Regions from separate parts of the Homo sapiens genome. Here regions 2, 3, 4, 5, 6 and 7 are each linked to region 1. The links are chromatin loops, found by intact Hi-C in ENCODE. Cell type or tissue: endothelial cell of umbilical vein. All regions are shown on one strand. Region 1 has its middle 6.8 kb from the start of LINC02131. Region 2 overlaps ADAMTS18 (ADAM metallopeptidase with thrombospondin type 1 motif 18). Region 3 overlaps ADAMTS18 (ADAM metallopeptidase with thrombospondin type 1 motif 18). Region 4 overlaps LOC105376775 (a long non-coding RNA gene). Region 5 has its middle 47 kb from the start of NUDT7. Region 6 holds the start of LOC124903727 (a long non-coding RNA gene). Region 7 has its middle 62 kb from the start of NUDT7.

Evidence for each region. A loop is a pair of places that touch in the nucleus more often than their neighbours do. Peaks named below come from ENCODE experiments on the same cell type or tissue, not always from the same donor. Only the 100,000 strongest peaks of a DNase experiment are listed, where the experiment ranks them.
Region 2: a loop joins it to region 1, with 10 times the contacts of the local background. A loop is called at or near these places in 4 of 110 quality-filtered maps.
Region 3: a loop joins it to region 1, with 11 times the contacts of the local background. A loop is called at or near these places in 6 of 110 quality-filtered maps.
Region 4: it touches region 1 in a loop (6-fold over the local background); 2 of 110 quality-filtered maps call a loop at or near these places.
Region 5: it touches region 1 in a loop (5-fold over the local background); 21 of 110 quality-filtered maps call a loop at or near these places.
Region 6: it touches region 1 in a loop (4-fold over the local background); 3 of 110 quality-filtered maps call a loop at or near these places.
Region 7: a loop joins it to region 1, with 12 times the contacts of the local background. A loop is called at or near these places in 24 of 110 quality-filtered maps.

What each region holds. Positions count from the first base shown.
Region 1 is chr16:77,582,085-77,586,084 of GRCh38, reverse strand. No RefSeq gene overlaps it. Among named protein-coding and RNA genes, the nearest start is that of LINC02131, 6.8 kb to the left of the region's middle. In endothelial cell of umbilical vein, a CTCF peak has its summit at 1,654 (motif pointing right); DNase peaks (open chromatin) are centred at 14, 524 and 1,664; H3K27ac peaks cover 2,201 bases.
Region 2 is chr16:77,297,144-77,301,143 of GRCh38, reverse strand. ADAMTS18 (ADAM metallopeptidase with thrombospondin type 1 motif 18) reads left to right here. Exons shown (of 23, transcript NM_199355.4): 17 at 740-881; 18 at 3,729-3,855. LOC124903727 (a long non-coding RNA gene) reads right to left here. Exons shown (of 2, transcript XR_007065122.1): 2 at 1-2,254. Among named protein-coding and RNA genes, the nearest start is that of SYCE1L, 100 kb to the right of the region's middle. In endothelial cell of umbilical vein, no CTCF peak of the experiment used is centred here; DNase peaks (open chromatin) are centred at 2,223 and 2,933; H3K27ac peaks cover 4,000 bases.
Region 3 is chr16:77,404,573-77,408,572 of GRCh38, reverse strand. The region is part of intron 3 of ADAMTS18 (ADAM metallopeptidase with thrombospondin type 1 motif 18); the gene reads left to right. Among named protein-coding and RNA genes, the nearest start is that of ADAMTS18, 28 kb to the left of the region's middle. In endothelial cell of umbilical vein, CTCF peaks have their summits at 1,491 and 1,706 (motif pointing left); no DNase peak of the experiment used is centred here.
Region 4 is chr16:77,498,070-77,502,069 of GRCh38, reverse strand. The region is part of intron 1 of LOC105376775 (a long non-coding RNA gene); the gene reads left to right. Among named protein-coding and RNA genes, the nearest start is that of ADAMTS18, 65 kb to the right of the region's middle. RefSeq lists an enhancer at 210-711. In endothelial cell of umbilical vein, no CTCF peak of the experiment used is centred here; a DNase peak (open chromatin) is centred at 2,449; H3K27ac peaks cover 331 bases.
Region 5 is chr16:77,673,981-77,677,980 of GRCh38, reverse strand. No RefSeq gene overlaps it. Among named protein-coding and RNA genes, the nearest start is that of NUDT7, 47 kb to the left of the region's middle. In endothelial cell of umbilical vein, a CTCF peak has its summit at 2,073 (motif pointing left); a DNase peak (open chromatin) is centred at 2,040.
Region 6 is chr16:77,286,479-77,290,478 of GRCh38, reverse strand. It overlaps ADAMTS18 (ADAM metallopeptidase with thrombospondin type 1 motif 18), which reads left to right. Exons shown (of 23, transcript NM_199355.4): 22 at 1,068-1,215. It overlaps LOC124903727 (a long non-coding RNA gene), which reads right to left and starts at 1,203. Exons shown (of 2, transcript XR_007065122.1): 1 at 1,024-1,203. RefSeq lists an enhancer at 207-1,406. In endothelial cell of umbilical vein, no CTCF peak of the experiment used is centred here; DNase peaks (open chromatin) are centred at 1,038 and 2,018; H3K27ac peaks cover 2,750 bases.
Region 7 is chr16:77,658,426-77,662,425 of GRCh38, reverse strand. No RefSeq gene overlaps it. Among named protein-coding and RNA genes, the nearest start is that of NUDT7, 62 kb to the left of the region's middle. In endothelial cell of umbilical vein, a CTCF peak has its summit at 1,820 (motif pointing right); a DNase peak (open chromatin) is centred at 1,865; H3K27ac peaks cover 673 bases.

The DNA of each region.
Region 1 (4,000 bases):
TGCCAGGTGGGAAATGAGTCAGGACAGCACAGTAGGTGGGAAATGAGTCAGCTAGAATCTTTTGCCTTCTCTAGAAACAAAGACACTTAGACTGATCCACAAGTGAAGGGATCTTGGCACGTGTTCTGCTCTGGGATGAGTGCAGGTCCCTTACAGTAACTCTCCTGATGATCCTCACTTCCACCCCAATTTACTTTTACCTAGCACCAGTCTGAGGCCTTTTGTCACCAACATAAATATCCTTTCAGCTTCCCCTTTCGATGCAGGAAATAACTGCTAGTAACGGCGAAAGCCAAGACTGGACCACGTCACACGAATTCCACTCCCGAACCTCTTTTTTTTTTGGGGCCAATTAGCTGAAAGGGTTCGGGGAGCTGATCACAATCACTCATTGGGATCTTTCAGGAAGCAGGGGCAGAAATGAATTGATGGAAGTGGGTAGCGCTTTTCTTACGTTATTGGCTTTACTTGAAAACTCTGTTCAGGAAATTGTGGGCATTCGTTAAAGTGCTGCTTTGACCCCTGACTTCCATGGACTCACTGTGAAAACAGCTGATTGGTGAGATGGGAGGATGAGCTGAGTAATACAGGACACCATGACGTGAATCACAGAGGCCCAAGCTCTTGCACATTGCACAGTGGCGGTTTCTCGAATGCTGGGAGTGCTTCAAAGTCTCCACCTCATGATGGGCAGGTCCGGGGGTTACGCCCGGGAACCATAACTAGAAGTGGCTGTTTGGTGGTTATATGCAGGAAACTCTGTCAACCCATTTTACAGGTGAGGAAATTCAGCCTTAGGAAGTCTGGAAATGTGTCCGAGATTACACAGTAGAGATTCATACATATAGTCATCTGATCTTTAAAGCGGTGTTCTTTCCATTTTATCATCAATCATTGAATGCGATCCTAGGAGTTTACCCCCTCCCACCACTCTCGTGTAGAATTTCCTTTCTGCTCTGTTTTGTCAATATATCCAACATTTGGAAAATCAGTTGTATGTTGCATGTGTGTTTCCCCAAAGGGTGACTTTATGTCTTAGATCTCAGAAGCTTGGAGGGTGCTTGATGTTTCAGAGTGGCAGAGACTAGACATTTCTATAGGGTTTTCTACTGACCACGCCAGCTACCAGTGGACTGAGAACAACTCAGTATGGTCTTGTCGCTTGGCTTAGCTTAGAGTACAATTCTTGTAGATGGTTAATGTGCTTTGAAATAATGCTAATGTTTACCCTTATTTCTCAGGGCCAGAAAATGGACAAGATGAAGCCTCTAATCTAAGAATTAGGACAAAGAAAATGTACTCACTAGTGCCAGGCATGGTGGGGCGCACCTGTAATCCAAGTTCTTTGGGTGGCCTAGGCAGGAGGATTGCCTGAGTAGGTGACAGTGAGCTATGATGGCGCCACTGCACTCCAGCCTGTGAAACAGGGTGAGACCCTGTCTCTTAGGAAAAAAGAAGAAAAGGACTGACTTTTTTAGTAACCAAATAAGTTGCATTGTTTCCTTCTAAATTGCTCTTTGTTCTTCTTGGAAATATATTATTGCTTGTGCAGACTCTCAGGGACTATACATGGTAGCAAATAAAATTATTATCATTTAATAGACTCTAGGAATAACATGGGCGTCAGAGGTGTGCTGTTTCAACCACTGTCCACAAGGTGGCAACCTCTCCAAGGAAACTGAGACCAAAATCTAGTCTTTAAGCAACTATTATTATTTAAATGCTTATTGGGCAACTCCAGCACGCTTGGCACTGTACTGAATACTTAAAAGATTTAGCTTCTGCCTTCGAGGGGATTACCAAGTAACGAGTTTCAACAGTCTCTTGAATTAGACTATTTCTCAGCCTCCTGTGTCCGTCAGTCACTGTAAATCCTGGGTCTGTATCTTTAAAAGAGAGTAAGATGTAGAACAGAAAATAAATTTCATTGAGTCCTACTGTGTGCCAGGTATTGAATAGGCACTTTGCATGTGTGGTCCTCACTAGGAACTGTCAGGGGCGTGATGACTGTCCCATGTTACAGAAAGGAAGTTGGATAGACATTTTAATATTGGAATTCTAATACCACAGAGCTAGTCAATGGCAGAGGCAAATTACAAAGCCATAGTTATCTGCCCCTACAGTCTTTCCACTGGTCACTGTCTCACTGCAGAAAACTTGTGGAATACATTATTCCCAAGAAGTGGTCCAAAAGAAGAAATAGCCACAAAATCCTTTAGATATTTGCATTGATGTCATATCCCTAAGGAATGCTTGTGAAGGAAGACTCTAATTTTTTGAGCTATTCCTTGACTCTTTAGGAATGAGTCTATATTGGCATATATATGTAGAATATATCTATATTCAGTATAGATATTGGCATATAGCAAGGTCATATTGTCAGGCTCACAGCACTGTACTCCAGCCTGTCCAGCCTGGGTGACAGGATGAGATATTGGCACATGTATATATATGTGCCTATATCTATATATTCAATATAGATATTGGCACACACACACACACACACACACACACACATCCCATCTACACTTTCTCGCTTTCACATTTGAAAATGCTGCTGTAGCGGTGAATGAAATATTGGAGTTAATGAAACTGAGATGACCCCAGGAACAGACCCTGGAATGAGGATACAGGTACAAGAAGAGACTCCCAGGGAAGAGCAAGAAGTGGGGAGGCAGGGCAGGACAGGGGAAGATGCCAAGGGAGATAGCAAGTTTGGGCAAAGTCCTCCAGGGGGATCTTCAGCCTGATTCCATAAGGAAGACTTAGGAGGGCAAGCTACACCTTAGAATCTGGGGCAGGGGAGATGAGGATTTCCTCCTGCTGCACCTTGCAGTCATTTGTTAAGAGCCAGGAGGAGGGGAAGGACATAGGGACATACATTCCAAGGAACTTGTGGCCTCTCATGCTTGTGAGCAAGGCTGGCTTCATTTGCCCGAGATCAGAATCTGTTAAGAGCTCCTGTTGCTGGCTGTTTTAAGTAAAAACACACAGAAGCCAGGGCTGTACACATGCAGCACAAAGATACTCCGGAGGATCTGGGTGGGGTATCAACACTGCCCCCACACGTAGTAGGTTCTTGGCATTGAAACTTTTATGTTGATGGTTTTAAATCCTTACTAACACCTGTGATTTGTAGTATTTTGCAGCTAGACTTCAGCTATTAGAGTAACTTAGCAAGTCACTCAATCATACCTGATATAATGAATTCTAACCCATTTCTTTTCTGACCTGCAGTGATTTGCTAAAGATTCAAAATCCCGGGAGGGACTGCTTAATTTGCTTAAGTTAGCCTGCTTTCTCCCTGTCTGGCTTCAGCTGCCCAACTACGATTGGAGTTATCTGGATTTGCCATCAGACAATGCCTGCCCTATGCAAGAGCAATCAAGCCCAAAAGGAAGGAGAATGGGTGGTGAGCTGCCAATAATGACAAACTCCCACTAAAGTTCATAGATACGAAGCAAGCAAGACCCTCTGGCCCACTTTGAGCCAAATCCAGACCTCATTGTGGGGTGGTGCATGAGCTGGGGAGTTTGATCTGAGACACTAGCTGGATGTCAACTTTCCAAGTCACTAGTGGCCTCTAGGATTAGAAGCTTCAATCTCTACCTTTCAGAAACCCCTTTGGGTGTTTCAGTGTTGGCCAGGTTGAGGTTTGGCAGCACATTTCTGGGGAGACAGACCACAATCATAGTGTTGAAAAGCATACATTCAGAAAATGATAGGAAGATCATGGAGGCGGGATGGGCTTTAAATAATTTTAAATAAATTTCCAGAGTGAAAACTTCCCAAGGCAGCTGCTGGTGATGTTGGGATCCCAAAACACCCGGGAAGAGCAGACCTTAGTGTATTTACATGCCATGCAGACGCAGCTCTTCCAATTTCCCAATCAGCTCTGCATTCCCTGTAGGAAGCACTCACATTACCTGGGATACCACAGAGGCGTTGATGCCCTTGGCACCATCACTTGAGGAAGGATGATTTCACCCGTTTGCTCTCA
Region 2 (4,000 bases), 280 kb after region 1:
TGGGATCAGATTTATCCTAAGTTGTTGCCTTTTTGGAGGTTAAGTCTATTCTAATGCATGTATTCCAATTGCTGATTCTGAACATGTTTCTTTTCTTCTTATCTGCTCATCCTAGCACACAGTTAACAAATTCTCTTTGGGAAAATTTTCTATGGAAAGTATATTGGAAACACATTTGGATTCTGAAGTTGATGATAGCAACTCTAAGTGGGGGTATTCTGTGGGTTTTGGAGTGTTTCCCTTGTTTCAACTTCCACTAGCACCCAGGAGAGAGCTTGTAAATTGTGACCTAGGATAGATCATAAAAATATATATATGTAGATTCAGTTTTAACTATTTTCTGTAGGGTACGACTATGTGTGTTCACCATGCTAGGTTTTTAAGTTAGGGTTTAGACCCAACAGTATAACCTTTCTTTCTTCTTTATGATACATATATGTGTGTGAGTGTGTGTGTGTATGTATGTGTTTGTGTATACGTTATGGGCTTATGGCAAATGTCAATCGTGTTTTGCTCTTTAGCATCTACCTAAATCACAGTTTTGATAACATGAAGGGACACATTTTAAAGTGTCCTGGGAAAGCTTTAAGTCAACATAAAACATACTTGGGAACAATGAAGTATACCAATGTTAAGGTCAAAATGTCATGTAAATATCTTTAAAATGTTCAGTAAGATTTCTGGAATTCCAGGGTCTGACCTGTATCTTGATCTCTGATTTTTATCTTACACTGTCCAGATTCTGATGCAAGGCAAAAATCCAGGGATAGCTTGGAAGTATGCACTTCCCAAGGTCATGAATGGAACTCCACCAGCCACAAAAAGACCTGCCTATACCTGGAGTATCGTGCAGTCAGAGTGCTCCGTCTCCTGTGGTGGAGGTAGATGATTTTCTCATTCTGTCTCCAAAGTCTGTCTCTCTTAAAACAGGTTCTTTCACTCCAGGCGTCTTTAACATAATATGGTTTAAATAAGCCACCCAAGAACTGTCTTTTATGAGAACCATCACCATAAAAGCAAATATTATGGCATTAGTTAAGGGTTTTCCTATGTGGTAAGGAATCAACTCTCACAAAGCTCAAATCAACCACAACCAAGGCTCAAAAGTTACACATCTAAAACTTATGGGAAAAACATATAAAATATATTGAATTATTTACAAATAGAAGCATATTTATATTATATATATATGTTTAATTTTCAGCTTTTAGTTTCCGCCAGTCTTGGCTTTTCTGTCATTATTAACCTTCCATTTGGAAGTTATAAAAGCTAGGGTCAAGGCAAGTGAGGACGCATACATGGCAAACTTAAGATGTCTATCTGAAACATGGATATCCCCTCAGGGGTAAGGTCAGCAAAGGTTCTCTCACTAGAGGAATGGATTAAATCTGAGACAACCCTTGCAAGGAAGGAACAACAGCAACCATCTACTGGGTGAGTAGAAGGAAGGCGTTTTATTTAGATGTGAACAATGTCACATATTTGGGGGTTAAACCATTGTCACACTTGCTCATTTGGGAGGAAGAACAAGTGCCCAAAATAAGTTCCTGAAACCACAGCATGAATGTTGGTCTCTCATTTCCTATTATTCAGAGCACCTGGTGACAGTGAGACTTCCTACTGGTTCCATCCCACTAAGCATAATAAGGCTTAGAATCAGAGACAGAGCAAAGATACAGAAAATGAAGAAATTCTTATGTCTGAAAGGCCTATCTGTAGGTCCATGCTAATTAACAAAGTATGAAAAAATACTTTTTTAGGATACATATATAAAATAATTAAAAGGTAATACATTTTCTAGTAATACCCATTTTAAAAGCAATGGGCTATTAAGAAGAAAGGTAATCCCCATAATTTGTAAACAGGCAATAGCCAATGTTAATATTTTGATCTATATCATTTGTTTCCCTAGGCACATGTAAGCAAACATGTGTTTGACAGACTCACATACCGTGAGTATCATTTTGTATCCCTCTGTACTGAAATCATGTTATAGACATCTCTTCACACTGTTTCATTTAGTCACAGATTATGAGGTCTTTCTCATATCCAGTGTTTCTTGAGAACATTTCCAATAGCTTTCTGGTATTCCAGGGAGAGCACAGTGCCTTGGGAAGGAGAGAAGTTTGATTTGCTTTCCACTTACAGAATCTAAATCCAGCCAAGAGGAGGATGCAGAGGAAGCCAGTTGTGAAATTCTCGCCTTGCCCTGCCTTAGCAACCCCTTCGCATGACTCACAGACCCTGGTGTGTCCTGTGTCCAAGAGAAAAAGAATTCAGATGAATAAGTCCTATTAAAGTCAACGGTTAACTTCAAGGAATGTTGATTTTTTGTTTTTGTTATTTTTTCTTGAGATAGGATCTCACTCTGTCACCCAGGCTGGAATGCAGTAGCACAATTACGGCTCACTGCTGCCTCGACCTCTGGGGCTCAAGCCATCCTCCTACCTCACCGTCCTAAGTAGCTTGGACTGCAGGTGCCTGCCACTATGCCTGGCCCGTTTTTTTCTTTTTTATAGAGATGGGGTTTTGCCATGTTGCCCAGGCTGGTGTCAAACTCCTGGCCTCAAGCAGTCCGCCTTCCTTGACCTCCCAAAGTGCTGGGATTATCAGTGTGAGCCATCGTGCCCGGCCTTGATGTGGTTTTCGTAAGTGCCTCCTGAAAGCAAACCTGCTTCAGCCCCAGGAGCTGGACTAACTGCTAATCATTATAGCAGGAGTGACTTATTCTTTCTCAGATTATATTTGAAGACAAAGTTCCAATGTAAATAAAAAACACAATTCAAAGGGGAGGCAGCATCTCTATTTGGGGAACTAAAAAATACAATTATTCACACATTTTTAAAAAAATATATGCCCCTGATAAGAAGTCCTGAAATTAATGTTGAAAGCAAGGCAGTGGGATGCCACTAAGGAAGCAAAAGCAGAGGCCGGGTGCAGTGGCTCATGACTATAATACCAGCACTTTGGGGGCTGAGGCCGGTGAATCACTGAGGTCAGGAGTTCAAGACCAGCCTGACTAACATGGCCGTCTCTACTAAAAATACAAAAATTAGCTGGGTATGGTGTCACACACCTGTAATCCCAGGTATCTGGGAGGCTGAGGCAGGAGAATCGCTTGAACCCGGGAGGCAGAGGTTGCAGTGAGCCAAGATCACGCCACTGCACTCCAGCCTGGGCGACAGAATGAGACTCCATCTCAAAAAAAAAAAAAAAAAAAAAAAAAAGCAAAAGCAGAGCCCTGGCTGATAGGTTTTAATACATATTTAGTGAGTTCTACTCTTTGCTTTTATGTGCCCCATGCTCTTAAGAAGTATGAGATATTTCATGTTAAGGCAAAATCTTAGGGTTTCCATATATAACTCACGAATGGTTTTTCTTTGAAGAACATTAATCTGATAATAAAGTTTGCCTGGGATGTTACCCTTTATAGTCATTCTGTTTTCAAAAGGTTGTATTTATCAATTTATGGTTCTAGTATCCACATCAGTCTTGAAAACCAATAATCTACATGTTACAATTATTAAAATATAAAATATATTATTTTAGGGAGGGGAATGGAATTCAAATTAGTTGCAAATTTCATCAAAAGGAAGCGTTCCACAAAATATTTGGATTCCATATCTGAAATAAAATATCACAATGCTGGTAAATCAGAAGCTAAACTTAGAACCAAATTGAAATAATAATCTGTAATTTTCACTTTGTCACTTCTGATGTCTTACCAGGTTACATAAATGTAAAGGCCATTTGCTTGCGAGATCAAAATACTCAAGTCAATTCCTCATTCTGCAGTGCAAAAACCAAGCCAGTAACTGAGCCCAAAATCTGCAACGCTTTCTCCTGCCCGGCTTAGTAAGTCATTTGGAAGTGTCTTTTTGTTTAGTTTTGTACTTGTATGCCTTCATTGTTGTTATGAGATGATGAAAGCTCACTGTGAATACTGCTAATGGAAAGTGATTCAAAGGTAGACGCAATACTTTAAAAAGTAATAGAAGAT
Region 3 (4,000 bases), 180 kb after region 1:
ACAGTATGTTCATAATATCCATCCATATTGTTATATGTAGCTGTAGTTTATTCTCGTTTCTTCAAAGTATCTCACCTCATGAATAAACCACTATTTATCTATTTTTTTGTTGACAGACATTTGGGTTGTTTCTGGTTTGGGGATATTACAAATAATGCTGTTGTGACTATTCTTTTTGCAGGTCTTATGGTTCAAATGTACTCATTTCTGTTGGCTATATTTATCTAGAAATGGAATTTCTCGGTCATCTAGCATGTGCAAATTCAGCTTCGGTAGAAAATGTCAGTTTTCTGAAGTGGTTCTACCAATTTACATTCCCACAAACTCTCCACACAAGTTCCACATGTTCCTCATCTTTGCCAGTACTTGGTATTTTTGTGTTTTTAAAGTTTAATCTAGAGTATGCTTGGTATATCATATAGTAAATCTGTGTCTCTCTGATGACTAAAGAAGTTGAGCAAATTTTTCACATTTACTGGACATTTAGATATCCTCTTTTGTCAAATATCTCCCTAAGTTTTTTGCCATTTTTCTATTAGATTTTTCTGGGTATGGCATCTCTTTGGATAATAGTATTTTCTTGTACATCCTGGTATGCCTTTTTATCCTTTTAATGGCTTTTTAATAATGAATCACTTTTTAAATTTTAATTTCTCGCAATTTATCAGTCTCTGGCTTCCTGTATTAAAATGCTTTCTTACATCCAAGATCATGAAAATATTTTCCAATGTAAAATTCTATAAGTTATATTTATTTGCCTTTACATTTAGTTTATAATCTGCTTGGAATTGAGTTTTTGGATGATAGGAAATGCAGGTCTAGCTACCATTTTCTCCCAATTGGAAATTCACCTGATACAGCATTTTATCAGAAAGACACTACAGGCACACTACATTGCTAGCTGATACTTGTCATAGGTGATTGTGTATGTGTTGGTTTGTTTCTGAGTTCTGTATTTTATTTCACTTTTTAAAAAAGTCTTTATTCTAATACCACACCTTATTAATTATGGTAGCTTTGTAACATGTCTTACACGTATTTAGGAGTATAAGTCCCTCATCTTTGTACTTTTGGATTGTCGTGACTATATTGTGTTCTTTGCATTTTAGCGTTAGTTTGCCAATTTCTACCAAAATTCTGCTGGGGTATTTATTTGGACTGCATTGAATTTACAGGCTAATATTTATGTTATTGCTTTTCCGTCTATGAACATGGTACATCTAATTTGGTTAAGTCTTAAATTCTTTTCAGTGGTGTTTTGTAGTTTTCATTATAGAGATCTTGCTCATTCTTAGATTGTTATTCGTGCCTGTTTGATATTTTTATGCTATTTAAAATGGAATAATTGTATTTATTTTCTAATTTTCTGCTACAGATAGGTATAAATAAAGTTGATTTTTGTATATAGACTCTTATTAAGAACACTCTCACTTATCAATTGTAGAAGTTTACTTATAAATTCCTTTCTCTTCAATTTTTATTTAGATTCAGGAGGTATATATGTGCAGGTTTGTTACATGAGTGTTTTGCATGATGTTGAGGTCTGGGGTATGAATAATCCTGTCACCCAGGTAGTGAGCAGAGTACCCAATAGGTAGTTTTTCAGCCCTTTCTCTTCTCCCTTCCTCTCCCTTCTAGTAATCCCCAGTGTCTAATTTTCCTACTTTATATCCATATATACCCAATGTTTAGCTCCCCCTTGTGAGAACATGCAGTATTTGGCTTTCTGTTTCTTTGTTAATTTGCTTAGGATAATGGTGTCCAGTTGCATTCATGTTGCTGCAAAAAAAATGATATTCTTTTTTATGGCTGTGTGTGTATGTACAAAATTTTATTTGTCCAGTTCACTATTGATGGGCTTTTAGGTTGATTCTGCGTCTTTGCTATTGTGTATAGTGCCGTGATGAACATATGAGTGCGTGTGTCTTTTTGGTAGAATGATTTATTTTCCTTTGGGTATATACCTGGTAATGTTATAAATTCTTTTCAGTTTTCTTAATATACAATCATGTTTCCTATGAATAATGACAGTCCTCCCCTTCCCCCAATCTTCATGGATTTATTTGTTTATTTATTTATTGTTTATTGTAGTGTCAAGGACCTCAAGTGTGGTGATAATTACAAGTGATAAAAGCAAGCATCTTTGTTTCAATCGTGATCTTGGAGGGCAAGATTTTATTTCACTATTATACATGATGTTAACTGTGGGTTTCTTTTGAGATACCCTCTATCAGATTGATGATAACACCTTTTATTTGTAATTCTCTAATAATTTATACCTATACATTATATTTTCAGCATCTATTTTGACCATATGATTTTTCTCTTTTTTTCCTCAGTAAATGGATTGGTTTTCCAAATGTTAAGCCAGCTTTGGCTTTCTGGTATAAAACTTACTTGGTTATGATGTAGTGTCACTTTTAGTCATTGCTAGATTTCATTTGTAAATTTTTAAGATTTCACATCTGTATGTTTGTGAGAAAATTTGGTCTGTAATTTTACTGTTGTACCCTTGTCAGGTTTGGGTATCAAAGTTAGACTACCTTCATAAAGTGAATTGAAAAATGTGGATTTTTTTTCTACTGCTTGCTTTGGGTTTAATATTTCTTTCATTTTCTTACATAGATTATTAGATCGTCACTTTCTCATCTTCCAACCCTGATATATTTGGAAGTAGGATCTGTGAGAGTGTAGTGAAGGTTAAATGAGGTCATAAAGAAGGGGCTCTAATCTGATAGGACCAGTGTGTCTTTATAAGAAGAGGGAGAGATACCAGAGATCTCCTTCTCTACCATGTGAGGAAACAGTGAAAAGGTGACCATCTGTAACCTAGGAAGTCAGCCCTCATCAGGAACCATAGTGGCCAGAGCTTCGATATTAGACTTTTTAGCCTCCAGAACTGTAAGAAAATAACTTTCTGTTGTATAAGCCACATGGTGTATGGTATTTTGTTAGGAAAGTCCTGGCAGACAATACAAGAGGTTAATCACTCAAGATCTCCCATCTATTAAAGCAGAGGAATAACTTTTGTAGGCTTAATACTGCTTTCTCACTTAGGAAAAGTTGAAATTAAGAACACACAGGAAGGGATCATTTCCTAAGGTTTATGTCCTCAACATCAAATTGAGTTGAAACTTGACTACAGGCCATCTGCTCATTCAAAGCATTACAATAAATCTGTCCTATTGATGATCAAAATGAGAGCTGAATTGGATGCAGGATTGGACATTGCAAGCTGTTCTCCCAAGTGGGATGGAAAGGTGCTCGAGGTATTGAAAAGGATTCTGCTGTTTCAGTTTGATTTTCATTCAGGATTGAAAAATTTTGAATGCAGTTGACCATGAGCTCCCTGTCTGGACATGAATTTGGATCCACTTAGCTGTCAACATGTGTCTGAGGAGTCCACATTTTCTCTCCCAGTCCCAGCCCAGGGGTGGCCAAGTGCTGCTTCAAGACAAATGCTCCCTTTGTCTGGATTTTAATGTCACCTTTAGTCAGAGCTGATCTGCCCAAAATCACTCTGAATTTTTTCCTCACCAGTGGCTAAGGTAATTAACAGCAGTGCTAAAAACATTCCCCCGCTCTGGGGGCTCTGGCCTTGTTAATTAAGACACTGTTCAAACATCCTTTTCAGCAAAAATTCTTCTGTGATACTCCCAGACTGTGTTAAGGATTCATGCTTTGAGCTCTTGGGGCTTATCTTTGTCATCATGCTGCACTGCAGTTACCAGTTTACTTGGCCATCTTCCTAGTAGATAAGGAACTTCTTGAGGATAGAGAGTGATTATTCTCATCTTTGCAGCTTCAGAGCCTAGCATAGAATCAGTCACCTTAGACGCAAAGGATCACAGAGTGCACTCTGTGAGAAATACATTAGAAAACAAGATGGACAGAATGACGTGGTTTGGGTTTAGGGAAGTTATATCCTTTCATTACACAAACAGAACAGACAAAACAGTCCAGCACTGTTAACTACTCCATCTACTATGTATTTGAGAGT
Region 4 (4,000 bases), 84 kb after region 1:
TGGTCGGAACGCAGGCTTCGTTCATCCTTGTTTTGTCTGCAGAAACTCTTGCTCTTCTGTTCCCATAAACATCTACATTTAGCTGTTGAATTCTTTCCAGGGAAGGCCTATCAAAATTCTTGAAGGGTCAGAGATGTAAGTGTTAGTTATCTCATGTGCTAGAAGGAGCTTTAGAGATTATATAGCATAATCCTTTCATTTCACAGATGAAGAAACTGCCGCTTGAGAAGGGGAAATGTCTTGTCCAAGTTTACCCAGGGAAAATCCCAGGGTAACCTTTCAGTTCCCCTGAAGCTTCTCCTATAGTCATAGTCATTTTGACATATTAATGAGGAATGAAAATCCCAGAGGTGATGTTGTTGACATAATTGCACAAGCCTTCTAAGTAACTTTGTCAAAATGGGAACATCTCCATAAGAAACAAAACTATTTAGTAGACGTTGTTTAGAGGTAAGAATTTTACTTACTTCAGAGTGATTTCTATGCACAGTTAATTAGCTTAGGAAGCTCTTTGTTTGTAGAGGAATGTCCACGGATGGTCTCCCAGGGGTCTATGACCCCCTGAAATTTAAAACTTCCTGTGTGTTTTCAAATGAGAGGGCTGGGTACATGTTAGAGCCCCCAGAGTCAGCCAAACATAACTTCCCCTTAAAGAGTGTCCTACATGATAACAAAGGAATGACTCCTTGACTATCTTTTTTTTTTAATTGGAGAAACTTCTAGACTTTTTTTAATTAGACTGGCTTACACCCACTTTATTGTGTGTGGTTGTTGGTAGAGACTGAGAACACACAGTAGAAACTCAAACAATCCATCTTTTCCTCTGAAGCTTGATCAGTCAGGATCCCAGAATAGGACTAAGCTTAGAAAGGTATTGAAAACCAAATGCTGCATGTTGTCACTCATAAGTGGGAGTCAAACAATGAGAACACATGGACACGGGGGAGGGGACAACGCACACTGGGGCCTGTCAGGGAGGTGGGGAGGGAGAGCATCAGGGCAAATAGCTAATGCATGCAGGGCTTGAAACCTAGATGACAGATTGATGGGTGCAGCAAACCACCATGGCATCTGTATACCTAGGCAACAAACATGCACGTCCTGCGTATGTATCCCGGAACTTAAAATAAAATAAATTTAAAAAAAAGGTGAACACAGGGAATGCCATTGAATTTCCTGTTTTTCTTTGTGGATTTAAGTGCAAAGTCTAGGTCAAATACTTTGGCCTTAGAACTTGAGGAGGAAGGCTGATGTTGCATCTTAATATAAATACTTGGCTATTAGCATATGATATCCGAGTATTTCTTAATTCCTGCATTAAATCAAATCAGTATAAAATTACTCAATTTCACAGCTACTTCTCGTCTGTCAGTATGGTTATGGATCAGGAGGCACAGAACAACTCAAATATTTCTCAAGGGAAAAGAAGTTAACCATTTATTGATATGCATAGCTTGGCCTAACTAGGGAGAAGGCAGAGAAATGCTGTGTAAATTAACAGCTTCTTTAGCCCTTCTTTAAGGATCTGAGTTTATTTAGCTTTCCTAATACTCAAATTCATTTCTTGAAAGAGAAGAGAGGATTCTAGTAGAACCTTCTGACCTCCCTGTTATCACAGCACCTTTGTCCCTAACAGCCAGTGACATGTCAGTTCCAAGCCCTCCGCCTCCCTGATACCACCCCAGGGATGCATGACAAAACCATTCCTACCCCTGCTTCTCTTCTTTGTTAAGGGAGTGTTTCAAGGGCATTACTATATTACAAATGATTTGTTATCTTTGTGGTAACTTAAAAACCTTATACTTGAGTAATATATAACTTGTGTGTGTGTGTCTATGTGTGTGTGTATCTGTGTGCATCTGTGTGTGCATGTCTGTGTGTGTATGGGTGTGTTTCTGTGTGTGTCTCTGTGTGAGTCTGTAAGTGTGTGTTTGTGTGTGTGTCTCTGTGTGTGTGTATGTTTGTCGTATGGGCTTGACTTCCAGGTGTGTTATTATCTCCTTCCCTAGGACAACCTTTTTCCCAACTTGCCCTCTACATGGTTAATAATGAATCCACAGGTATTTTGGACACCTGATATTTTTATCCGTGGTGATTGGAGCTGCGAACAAAAGGGATAGACACAACATTTTTTATGCTACTGTAGGGAATACAATTTCACTTCCTTTCTCCCACTGTTTGCCAAATACCCACAATGAACAAAGCACTAGGGGTTGGAGGAAAAACTCCACAAGTCTTCCCTTCAACGCAGTGGCCGTTCTATATACACATTTTATAACAGAACGGCCAGACTGGATCATTTTGATTTCTCAAGTCTGAAATGTAATGAACATTTCTTATTTGAAATGTTTAAAATGTGAGGGAAAGGGCAGCCTGCCTGCCTGCTGGTCATCATGAGAAACTGTAATGTGCGGGAGGTACCGTGGAGGAGCCGTCCTGCTTGGGAAGTGATGGCCTCTGAGGGCGTGCCAAGATCAGCAGAGATCTGGCCTCATAAATCCAGGCTTTGAGTCATCCTAGTAGCGTTGCCCCTGCCTCCCAGACTGCATGCCCATTTTCCGTCCCTGCTCAGCCTGTCAGGAGCCCTGGCCTCTGCTGTGTTGGCTGAGCTGGGTGTCTGTTTTCATGCAGGGTTCTGGAAAGAATCTGGTGGCATGTGGCTTGTTCTGAGTCCTCTATAAAATGCTGCTCACTTGTTAATTTCTCTTCATTAGGTCCTTTGCCAAAGGATGTGCTAAACACAGGGATCAATGCTACCATGAGAGCATTTCCACTTGCCAAAGTGTGAAATGTCAACTCTACAGCTGCAATCTTCACAAAGAAACAGAGTCCTTTATATCCCAACAAAGCACTGGAGAGTAATTCTAGGGGTAGATGTGCAAAGTAGGTCATAGGAGAGAGTTGGAACATCTAAGCCCCTTGAAGCAAGGGATGAGCTCTGAGCACTGCGACAGGCACCCCTTGGCTGGCTGGTCCTGGCTGACCTCCCCTCTCACCTCTCATTCCTCCTCTCCTTACCCTCACAGCTTTGTCCTCTTTGAACTACTCCTACTGTGTTCTTTCTCAGTGCTAGGATTTCATGCCTGTGTTACCACCGTCTGGAACATCTTGTCTTCTGGATACTCTTGGCTACGTCCATGTTGTTCTTTATGATTCTCTTTGCATCTTTTCTGCTAGCAAGCCTGCCTGCCTGCCCGCCTGTCCGTCCTTCCATCCTTCCTTCCTCCCCCGCCTCTGACTCTCTCTCTCTCTCCTTCTTTCTTTCTTTTCTCCCTACCCTTCCCTCCCTTCCCCTCTCCTCCCCTCCCCTCCCCTCCCCTTCCCTTCCCTTTCTTTCCAGACAGGGTCTCGCTCTGTTACGCAGGGCGGAGTGCAGTGGTGCGTAATCTTGGCTCACTGCAACCTCCACCTCCCAACTTCAAGTGACTCTCCTGCCCCAGTCTCCCAAATACCTGGAATTACAGGTGTACGCCACCACGCCTGGCTAATTTTTGTATTTTTAGTAGAGATGGCGTTTCACCATGTTGGTCAGGCTGGTCTTGAACTCCTGACCACAAGTGATCCACCACCTTGGCCTCCCAAAGTGCTGGGATTACAGGCGTGAGCCATTGCACCCCCAGCCGTGTGCGCCCCCAGCCATGGCAAGCTTTTTAGAATCTTCCAGATGGGGATAAATATTCCTCCTCTGTGCTTTGATAGCCCCTTGGTTTTACCCCTTTATAAAATGTATTCATAACTCTTAAGGCAATTGATTATTTTTCCTCGTAAACCGAATGAAAGAGAATCTGTTTTCAGAAAGAACCTGTTGGATACATGCAGAAGAAAGATAAGAGTCTAGAAAATATCTTGGGATGTTGAGTCAGAGTTTGAATGCTGCTTTCTAGCTGTGTGATCTTTGGGACATTACTTAATGTCTCTAAATCTGCTTTCTCATTTTTAAAATGATGACAGTGCCACCTTATTTGTAGGACTGCTGTAAAGTTTGAAAGGAGATAACGGG
Region 5 (4,000 bases), 92 kb before region 1:
TGTTTTTGAGACAGAATTTCGTTCTTGTTGTCCAGGTTGGAGTGCGATGGCACCGTCTCAGCTCACTGCAACCTCCGGCTCCCGGGTTCAAGGGATTCTCTTGCCTCAGCCTCCCAAGTAGCTGGGATTACAGACGCCCACCGCCATGCCTGGCTACGTTTTTTGTATTTTTATAGTGACGGGGTTTCACCATGTTGGCCAGGCTTGTCTTGAACTCTAACCTCGGGTGATCTGCCCGCCTCAGCCTCCCAAAGTGCTGGGATTACAGGCGTGAGCCACCGCACCCGGCCCCACTGGGTTATCGTGAGGGATTATAAAAATAATTTATATGGAGAGCTTGGCCCAAATTAGGTATCACAAAACATAGGCTATTAGTAACGGTAGTTGTGGTGTCCTGTAGAATCTTCTATCAGAGATAGAAGCACTGTTTTGTAATTATAGTTTAGAAACATCTAGAATGTGTTCAGATGTGAACTATTTGAGGAAGGAAATATCTTCTTATGTTCTTGGCATGAAGCACCGTGCCTGTCACACTGTGTTCCTCTATAAATATTTTTCTACTCATTGAGCTGAATGGTGCCTCATTTTATAGATGAGAGAAGCAAGCTCAGAGATGGTGAATGGTTTCCCTAGGTTGCATAATCTGTGCTATGATGGAATCCAGTATTTCTGGTCCTTCGCCTGAGGCATTTAGCCCGGTTAGCAAAATAGAACGATTGGCTGGGAAAAAGCTGGGAAGTGGGGCAGATTCATAACACACTGGCCAGGCTGCAGATCAGGAGGGTGCTCATGTTTTTAGCTGGACCTCATGGTTGGTTGCCTGAACCACTGTCTCCCTAGCACCTTTCATACCCTGAACTCTACTTTTCACTGTGCCTACCCAGCAAAACCTTAACATTGTGTCAGTAGTGAATTTTCCTTCCCTATTCTTACTCCCAGGCTTCTGAACTTTATGGCAGAAACCCATGTGACTAGGCAGGATGCTACATTACAAATTTTTGGATTCCAGTGCTTAATGAAGTACCTGGGACATAGTAGGCACTTGGTATGTCTTTGAGAGAGTATGTGAATGAGTGAATGAATTAACATGTCTTAGTTCAAAGTCCTGTAGTTGTCTTTGGTCAGCTCCTCTCCCACCTCCAAAGTCATTGAAGGCAATATAAGAGCAGCTGTGAGCCCATTCTCTGGAGTTTAGACCCAGTGGCACCATTTCCTATCAGCATGCTCTTGGGCAATGCACTTCATCTCTTGTCTTTGTCCTCATCTAACAATAGGGATCTCTTTGTCCTCATCTAAAAATAGGGATAGTAAGAATATTGACTTCATTGGGTGAGTGAGAGGAATTCATGCATTAATTCACGTAAAGCACTTCGCACTTGCCTGGTACATCAACGAATATTGTCCTATTATTATTATTATTACTCCTATAACCAACACAACCTCTGACTCCCAAACTGGGGAGGAAGATTTTGCTCTTGACTTGAAGGAGAGATTTGGATCCCTTAGGTGTGAATGATCTCACATTCTAAATTCCTACTCCCAGATTTTAAACCAGGGAGACACGTGGTCCAATTTGTATTCTAGAAAGAGTACAACTTCAGGAGAGTTACTTCAGAATAAGCCAAAATGTAGAACTATAGAAATTTAGAGGAGAAATAAGATTTGAGGGTCATTTATTAAATAAGATTTGAGGGTCATTTATTAAATTTGAGGGTTATTTATCAAATACGCCAAAATGTAGAATTATAGAAATTTAGAGGAGAAATCAGATTTGAGGGCCGTTACTTTTAATGGCGAAAACTGCACTTACTTTTGCAACCTAATAGAAAACTTTCACCATCCATTTGGGAAAATTGCAATCCACAGTTGAAGTGACTACCAGACTGACTCCAGGTCTCGGGCATATTGAGTCCCAGCTCCAAGTATTTAATATTTCTCATGCTGTCATCTCTTAGCGCACAGGCAAAAATGTGTCCTGTGCTTTTTAACCTCCTCTGACGCTGGTGGGTCTGTGCCATCCTCTCGTTTAGGTCTAACGGGGAGAATGTGTTGTATAATCCTGCCCTCTGCTGGATAGTGTGCATATTGCAGCAAAGGGAAGTGCATGAGAAATCCGTCAATAAAGCCAGCCAGATGTCAAACTGAAAGATTCTCCCTGCAAGGAGAAATGGCAATCCTGGGGTTCCTTGGGGTGTGTGTGAGGGATTTCTTGGAATTCTGGTACCAGGATGGAAAGCGTAGTCTTTTATTAAAGGAGCGGGGGCCGAGCAGTGGGGGGTGATAATGTTTCTTTCAAGAGGAATATTGGAAGCGGCCACTCCTTTAGCCACCCGTGTAATTGTCATTCTTTTACTAAGTCTCAAACTCTTTCCGTATTACTAAGAGGTGTTTTGCAGGAGTCCTGGTCTATTCTACTTTGTAAGTCTGTGAACATTTAGAAATTGGTTTATCAAGTCCCAGAAGAGTGCATGCAATGAATCTACCCTGTGGACAAAAAAATTTGCCAAGCATAGTCAGTTTTATAAAAGATGATCAAGTTAAACCGGGACTGAATGTAGCTATGAGTATAACCATTATTATGTCAAGAGGGTGACAGCTTCACAACGAAGCCTGTAATTCTCCATCACAGCGTTTATCTTGCTTATTGAATTCCTTAGACTTTCTTACAAGGCTACAGACTGCATAAGGGCAGGGATCATATTCACCTTATTTTGCTGCTGTAGCCCCAGAATTTAGTAACAGTGTCATGTACACACGAGATCCTCAATGATTAGTTCTTGCCTGACCAACTGAAAATCCTGTTGACTGTCTCTAAAGTCGTGTTGATAGCTGATAGGTGAAAAGTTCCTTTGTGTTTTTGGATAAATATCTGCAGTGTGGGTCATCGTGTTGCAATTGTTTAGTCTTCGACTGTGACCACAACACAAGGAATCCATGGAACTAAAAGTACATATTTGAGCTTAACTTTCTGAGCATTGAGGCTACCAACTCCTTAAAGGGGCAACCATGTGAGTAACAAGGCTTAATTTGATTATTTACTAATACAAAATGTGTGCTTTTATTAACTAGGGTTAGAGTTTTGCATTTACTGGCAATGAGAATTTGGGCAAGCCATTTATTGACGCTAAGCTTCTGTTTCTGTATGTTTCTGCGTGGAGATACAAGTAGTATCTATTTCATAGTTTTGTTCTGAAAAATAAACGAGTTAATTTATTTAATTTACTTGGCTCCAAGGCTTATACGTGGAAAATGATCCGTAAATATTATCAGTAAAAGAAGCGGGAGGAAGATACAGGAAGGAGAAAGAAATAGCTATGGTTGTTTTTTCAGATACAATTGGTGATTTCATTGCCCTTGTTATATTACCTATTAGGCATAATGTTTGTTAAATCTCATTAATTCAAACTACCTTTTTTTTTTTTTTTTTTTTGAGACCAAGTCTCGCCCTGTTGCCCAGGCTGGAGTGCAGTGGTGCAAACTCAGCTCACTGCAACTTCCACCTCCCGGGTTCAAGCGATTCTCCTGCTTTAGCCTCCTGAGTAGCTGAGATTACAGGCACCACACCTGGCTAATATTTGTATTTTTAGTAGTAACAGGGTTTCACCATGTTGGTCAGGCCGGTCTTGAGTTCCTGACCTCATGATCCGCCTGCCTCGGCCTCCCAAAGTGCTGGGATTACAGGTGTGAGCCACCGCGCCCGGCCTCAAACTCTTTTTTTTTTTTTTTTGAGACAGCGTCTGGCTCTGTCGCCCAGGCTGGAGTGCAGTGGCGCGATCTCGGCTCACTGCAAGCTCCGCCTCCTGGGTTCACGCCATTCTCCTGCCTCAGCCTCTCAAGTAGCTGGGACTACAGGAGCCCGCCACCGCTCCCGGCTAATTTTTTGTATTTCTAGTAGAGACGGGGTTTCACTGTGTTAGCCAGGATGGTCTCGATCTCCTGACCTCATGATCCACCCGCCTCGGCCTCCCAAAGTGCTGGGATTACAGGCGTGAGCCACCAC
Region 6 (4,000 bases), 300 kb after region 1:
GCATTGTGCTAGGTGTTACACATATTGCTGGGGATTTCTTTTTAAAATTGACTCTAATAAGTTTATTTAGATTAAGGGGTCAGCAAACAGTTGCCACCCAGCCAAATCTGCTCCCCCAATACCTGCCTGTTTTTATAAAGTTTAACTGGAATGTAGCCATGTTCATTTGCTTAATATATTGACCACAGCTGCTTTAGTGCTACAACGGCAGTGAGGAGTACTTGCAACAGAGGCCGTATGCCTATACAGCCTGAAATATTTACTATCTATCTTCCCCTTTAAAGGAAAAGTTTACAAACTCCTAGTTTAGATAATTTGATAACAAGACTTGCCCTTAAATTTTAATTGAGACAGAAACTACAGTCAATTATAATGCATATGTACATTTAAGAAAAATTAATGTAGTAACTTTTTAAAATAAGAAAAATCCATTTAAAGGGCTACATTTTTCCCTGGTTTTCCTTTTGTTATGAAGTATCTTTATAAATTTTTCATATGGCTGTCTGGAAGAAAGACAGTTGAGTTGTCTACTTTTGAAAATTTTTAATTGCACACTGAAATCAGCGACTCCTAAGAAGCACCAACTCTGTCATGCCAACTCAGAATGTGGCTGGGCACCGAGGACCTAATTCCAGAGCTGTCTCTGACCATTTCTTTTTCTGTCCCAGTTTTGAACTATGTCCTCCACTACTGCAGCTGCACAGATTGTCTGGAATTCTTTAAATCCTGTGATTAACTCCCTAGGTGTGTCTGTATTTGTTTCTGCATTCTTAGAGCAGCTTCTGTATTTCTGGAGCTTCTCTTCTTTATGAGTGAGTCACTTAACTGGGAGACACACACTCTTGGGCTAGATAGATAGCATTTGCCTAAAACCCTTCTAATCAGATCAAAGGGATCACACTTGTTAGGATAGATGCTGTGGACTGTAAGCACATGTGCCTGGCTCCAGCCAATCTGTTTCATCAGCAGGCATCTTGTTAATGTCATGAAGCATGGGAATTCCTTCTGTTTGATGTCACTGACCTCAGTAGAGTGTTTCTGACTCCTTCCTCTTCTCTCTGCTGCAGTGCACAGTCACCTGTGGGGGAGGGGTCCAGACCCGGTCAGTCCACTGTGTTCAGCAAGGCCGGCCTTCCTCAAGTTGTCTGCTCCATCAGAAACCTCCGGTGCTACGAGCCTGTAATACAAACTTCTGTCCAGCTCCTGAAAAGAGAGGTAAAAAGGCACCATGCTCCAGTCAACTTTACTAGTCTTTAGATAATTTTTTCAAAGGCTACTTTGTTAGTAGTGCAGCCTGTGACATTGTACAACTCTAGGGTAAGCCATTCACCCGAAGTCTATGTGACAGTGCTCCCTGGAGTTGTATAAGGCACCACTCTGGGGAAGTTGCTGTCCAAATAATCTTTTTCAGACAGTCTCAGTCTGTCATGCAGGTGGGAGTACACAGCTCACTGTAACCTCTGCCTCCCGGGTTCATGCCATTCTCCTGCCTCAGCCTCCTGAGTAGCTGGGATTATAGGTGTGCACCACCACGCCTGGCTAATTTTTGAATTTTTAGTAGAGACAGGGTTTCACCATGTTGGCCAGGCTGATCTCGAACTCCTGGCCTCAAGTTCTGGGTTTACTGTCACAAGCCACATGCCCAGCCTATCCTAGTGATCTTGTTTGCATGGGTCTGAAGGGAATATTTAATTGCTACAATAATGCTTTTTAACCATTATTAATTTGAAAATGGGAACATAAAGGTGAACAACAATAGCCCTCAAGGAGCTCATATTTTAATGGAGGAGACAACTATAATCCATATATAAAGATGTTCATGTTTGTTGAAGATATAAAAAATTCAGAAATCAAAAGTAATAGTCATCAGTGAATATGTATTGCCCTAGGACTATACCTAAATGTTTTCTTAAAGTTAGTTCAAGGGAAGTGCAGTGAGTACTGATAGGAAAATGGAAAGTCTGAGTAAACTGTACCATTCTTCACTATTTGAAGTAATCTGACAAATGCCAGGAAATATCTTTCAGCCTAATCTGCTTGCCTCGTGCTAAAGAATCTTGCACAAGACCAAAAAAAAAATAGCTCTGTAGCAGTTACTCAGAGCCAGATCATCCTAGTCCATGCTGGGATACTACATAGGGAAGAAATGAGCAAGCGGTCATGTTCTTCCAGACTATCAGTGATTTCTCATTTCCACCCTTAATTACCAAAGAAAGATTCAGCCTAGAAGGCCACCAGCACCCCCAACGACAATGACCAATTATGAAATTGCCCAACAGTATCTCCTGGAAGGATGGGGAAAGTCAACATGCACGTATGGTCCAAGGAGGCCATTTGTCTTGTTATTTTTGGCTCACCCAGCACCTAATACCACAATGGGCACGCAACAGGTACTCAATAAGTCTTAAATGAATAAATGCATGAGTGTAGGGCTACATGAAAGATCATGTGAAAAGTGCTGTGAGGTCCTCGATCTTGTTCAAAGCCAAGTCACCAAGCACCTTATATACCTCCAGCACTCTTCTAGGGATGAAAGAATACAGCTGGGTCCTATTCTTAAAAGGTCCTGTTCTTAAAAGAAAGCTACAACAACAAATAAGTGGTGGAATATTCACAGTGTTACAGTGATGGTCAGTTCTACCTGTGGTGCTGGAATGAGGGGAGTCATAGGGTGCATATGAGAAATGGCTTATTAAAAGAGGAGCTTGGCTGAGTGCTGTGGCTCACACCTGTAATCCCAACACTTTGGGAGGCTGAGGCGGGTGGATCACCTGAGGTCCGGAGTTTGAGACCAGCCTGGCTAATATGGTGAAACCCCGTCTCTACTAAGAATATAAAAACTAGCTGGGTGTGGTGGCAGGTGCCCGTAGGCCTAGCTACTGGGGAGGTGGGAGGATCTCTTGAACCCAGGAGGTGAAGGTTGCAGTGACCCGAGATTGCACCACTGCACTCCAGCCTGGGCTTTTTTTGAGACCCTGTCTCAAAAAGAGGAGTTTCTCTCTGTGCCTCATGGCTGAGTCAGGTGGCTTTTGGAAGAATAAAGGATACGAGCCCACGTGTTTGTTCTGACCCAAAAATGTGGCCTACAGTTTACTAAGTTGAGGATTTTCTCCCATTCCCATCCCAAGTATAGGGATGATTACATGCTTGGCAGGGTGACTACTATGAATGTCGTTTGAGTGTATTTTCTGGCTGTGAGTTTTCAGAAAACATTAGTGAGCAGTAAGGAGGCGCATGGTGACGGAAGAAGATTCCGTTCTTTGCCTCTTCTCTGAGCCCCCCACTGTGGACCAGGTACGGTACTCTGCTAGGCACTGTGAGAGTTTCCTCCCCTTATGGAGCTTCCACTTGGGTAGAAGTTTCTACCCATTGTAGTCACTTAAACTAGACCCTAGAGAAGACCATTCTGCCCATGGCTGCATCCTCCTGTCATCCAGTGTCACCAAACAGCTTTGTTGTCCCCCAGATCCCTGCCCATACTGAGTGCCAGTCTAGGGGCAGTCATTGTATATCATCATCAGTGTGTGATGCCTTATCTGGGTATCTTGGTTGGATCTCCACCTTGGGGAAGCCATCCTTATGGTTGCACTGTACATATTATACATAAAATTCTCTTCAGAAAAGAGAGAAGGCCCTAAAGCAGTCATACCACCCAGAGACTTGTGTCACACTGCATTGAAACTGGGTGTTTACGTGTCTGGAAGCTACCTGGGCTGCAGACTAGTCATATTAAGTTAAGGATGAGCAGGCACTCAATACTAATAAGCTGCTCCTCATGGAATCCCACATCTTCAGATGGGGGCAGGCAGCATTGTACAGTGGAAGGAGCAAGGACCCTAAAATCATAAAAATAGAGTTGAATCCACACTGACTTGACACTCAGTAGCTATGGAGCTAGCTATGGAGCTTTGAGCAAGTTTTGAACTTTCTGAGCATTCATAAAACTGGGAAATAATGCTTACTTCGAAAGACTGTTTTGAGTATTAAAGAAGGTAATTCC
Region 7 (4,000 bases), 76 kb before region 1:
ATAAGGAAGGGGCATAGGCTGTGAGCTGGAACTTGCCTGTGAACATGCCTAGCACAAATATATTGGTTAAAGTACAAGGACATAGAATGTACTACGTGCCTGTGAGCATGTCTACCACAAGTATCTTGGTTAAAGTACAAGGACATAGAATGTACTTATTCCCTTATGTCTAACAGCTGCATAGGATAAGGCTTAACAAAGAGTTATTAGCAAAAAGCAAGAAGGCTTTCAAGAAAGTCTTTAAAAGAAACTATTATTTCTAATATTTATTATTATTATCCTTTAACAAGAATGGAAACTTTGAAGAGAACTTTTTACTTTCCATAACTAGGTATTCTACATTAGCACATCTCAACCTTTAACATAAATCACCCACAGACCTTGTTGAAATGCAGATTCTAAATCAGCAGATCTGGTGGGCCTGAGGTTCTGCATTTATAACAAGCTCCCAGGTGATGCTGATGCTACTGACCTGAGACCACACTCAGAAAGCCTATGTCTATACAAAAATCTGCACACAGATATACTTATAGCAGCTTTACTCACAATCGCCCATACTTGGAAGCAACCAAGATATCTTTTAATAGGATATAGTAAGGTAAATATGAATAGTTTGTGGATAAACTGTATACATTCAGACAATGGAATATTGTTTAGCACTGAAAACAAATGAGCTATCAAGCCATGAAAAGATATGGCAGAAACTTAAATGCATATTAGTAAGTGAAAGAAGCCAATCTGAAAAGGTTAGATCCTATAAAATTCCAACTATATGACATTCTGGAAAGGCCAAAACTATGGAGAGAGTAAAAAGATCAGGGATCACCAGGGATTAAGTGGGAGGGAAGGATGGACAGGTGGAGCACAAAAGATTTTCAGGGAAGCGAAATTACTCTGTATGATGCAAGTGATAGACACGTGTGATTATGTATTTGTCCAAAGTCATAGAATGGACATAAAGAGTGAACCCTGATGTAAACTGTGACTTTAGATGATAATGGTGTGCCATTGTAGATTCATCAGTTATAACAAATATACCATTCTAGTGTGGGACATTGATAATGGGAGAGGCCATATGTATGTCAGAAGTATATGGATATGTCTCTACCTCCCTATCCATTGTACTGTAAACCTAAGACTTCTGTAAAAAAAATCATTATTTATTTATTTTATTATTTTTTATTTATTTATTTTTTGAGACGGAATCTTGCTCTGTCATGCAGGCTGGAGTGCAGTGGTGCGATCTAGGCTCATTGCAAGCTCCGCTTCCCAGGTTCACACCATTCTCCTGCCTCAGCCTCCCGAGTAGCTGGGACTACAGGCGCCCGCCACCACGCCTGGCTAATTTTTTTGTATTTTTAGTAGCGACGGGGTTTCACCGTGTTAGCCAGGATGGTCTCCATCTCCTGACTTTGTGATCTGCCTGCCTCGGCCTCCCAAATTGCTGGGATTGCAGGCGTGAGCCACCGCGCCCGGCCAAAAAAATTATCTTTTTAAAAAAATTCTCTATTCATCCCTCCCTCCCCCTCAGCCCCTGGCAATCACTGATTTTTGTTGTTGTTGTTTTTACTGTCTCCATAGTTTTGCCTTTTCCTGAATGTCATGTAGTTGGTGTTATATAGTAAACACAGACACACACATACACAGACACACACACACACACACACGGCAGGGGAATGCACATGGTTAATGATTTTTTTTGTTTTTTAATGCCATTTTTGTAAAATTCAAAAGCTACAAGCCCCGATGACAATGGTCTTTGGACTCCTGGTTCAGAGTGATTTGCAAGCCTCATTGAAAAGTCCACTAGGGGGAGAAGTTTAGTAGCGTTGGAACTCTTCTCGTCAGCCAGAAGTGATTTTTTTTTCCCCTTGAAGAGTCTGCTTCTCAATAAACAAAAGATCACTCTCAAAATTAAACACTCCCATGCCAGATGGCTTGATGTGCGTGTCCGAAGATTTTCCTGAGGCACGTGTGAATGAATGTTCAGCAGAAGAGTGGCGGGCGTCTGGGAAGAGCTGATGCTTCCATCCCATGGGCAGCCAAAGGGTGGGCGTCTGGGAGCAAGAGCCTGAACATCTCCAAAGATCGCGGCTGTGCGTGTTTATTCACAATGAGTGAAACAAACTCCTGGATTGTTTAGGCATTGTTGAGGAGATCGCACTAGGCTCCCACAAGAATGCTGCATACACAGCAGGGTTGTTCTCAGTACAGGTTAGGGGCAGACACCCAGCAGTGCTGAGAGATTCTTCCTGGGGTAGGACAAGTGTGCCAAGAAGCATATGCTATCCAGAGAGAGGGCACCTTTACTCACTGTAGGCTTTTAGCTACAATGTATAATTGGAATGATGTTCTCAGTGCTAAACCTCCTAAGATGATGTTTGCCATAGTGCCAGAGGTTTAACCATCAAGGAATAATGTTTTGGAAGCAGTGGCCCTAGACAGCCATCATTTGTAGACACTTTTCTCAATTTCTGCCATGGCTGTGTGCCACGTTTCTTTAGTTTCCTTTAAACAGAGTCATTTTACTTAGGATAAAATAAGTTATTTTCAAAAGAGGCATATAGCTATTATAATTGGGAAAACAAGTTCCGTTTGCCATAAATAGAAAGCATGTGTAAAAATAAATTCAACAAAGACACAACCATATTACTAAACTCTAGCTAGAGACTGTGCCCTCCTCAAGGTTTTGAAACTGAGATCTGCTCCCTAGTAAACAAGGGAATTAGCAAGTACTAGAAAGAGGTGTAAAAGATGTTTTAGTTCCCACATGATTTTTTTTCATTTTTTCCCCTTCAACAAAATAATCAAGACGCCTGAAAGGCTGAGAGATACAGAGCTAGGGACAGAGTCCTACTAACTTAGTGTATTAGTCCATTTTCACACTGCTATAAAGAATACCCGGCTGGGCGTGGTGGCTCACACCTGTAATCCCAACACTTTGGGAGGTCCAGGCGGGTGGATTACCTGAGTTCAGCAGTTCGAGAAACCCTGTCTTTACTAAAAATACAAAACTTAGCCAGTCATGGTGGCACGCGTCTGTAATCTCAGCTGCTCAGGAGGCTCAGGCAGGAGAATCGCTCGAACCCAGGAGGCAGAGGTTGCAGTGAGCTGAGATTGCACAACTGCACGCCAGCCTAGGCAACAGAGCAAGATGCTGTCAGAAAAAAAAGAAAGAAAGAAAAGAAAAGAAGGAAGGAAGGGAGAGAGAGAAAGAGAGAGAGAGAGAAAGAAAGAGAAAGAAAAAAAAGAAAGAAAGAGAAAGAAAGAAAGAAAGGAAGAATACCCAAGAGTGGGTAAAGTTTAAAGGAAAGAGTTTTGACTCACAGTTCTGTATGGCTGGGGAGGCCTCCAGAAACTTACAATCATGGCGGAAGGCAAAGGGAAGACAGGCATCTTCACACAGCTTTTTCTTTCTGTGTCATTCAGAGTTACTTAATGTCTGCATAGCCAGCCAATCTGTGATCCACCCAAAAACACCTAACGTACCACCAGTGGAACTCCTCTAACACTTGGGTGAACACAGCTTTAACTCAAAGAGATGAAAGCATCACCTGCCAGAAAGCTCTTCCTCTGCTGCCCCAGAGGTGAGAAGCTGCTCAAGTCCTTCAAGAAGAAGGAAGCTGCAGATCTAACCCCAAAACTGCGTTGTCAAAAATAACAGATAAACTAGAATTCAGAAGCATCCTGTTACCTGGCTAGCGGTCTGTATTTCTCTCTTTGTTTTAGCATCTCCAAATAAAGATATTTGAGCTAGTTTTGTTGACCCTCTGGGGTGAACAAACTAAGGTCTGTTCACTAAGATTGCTTAGGAAGAATTTGGACAAAGTCTGCTCCTCATTTCATCTCCCCCATCACTCAACATTCTGTTTGCCACTAAGCCTTGCAATTTTTGCAGTCTGTTCCCTGGTTTTCATCCTACATGGTGCTGCCATTACTCTAAAATATCATTTGCTGTTGCCTGAACATTAATAATGCTTCTGGCTGGGTGCGGTGGCTC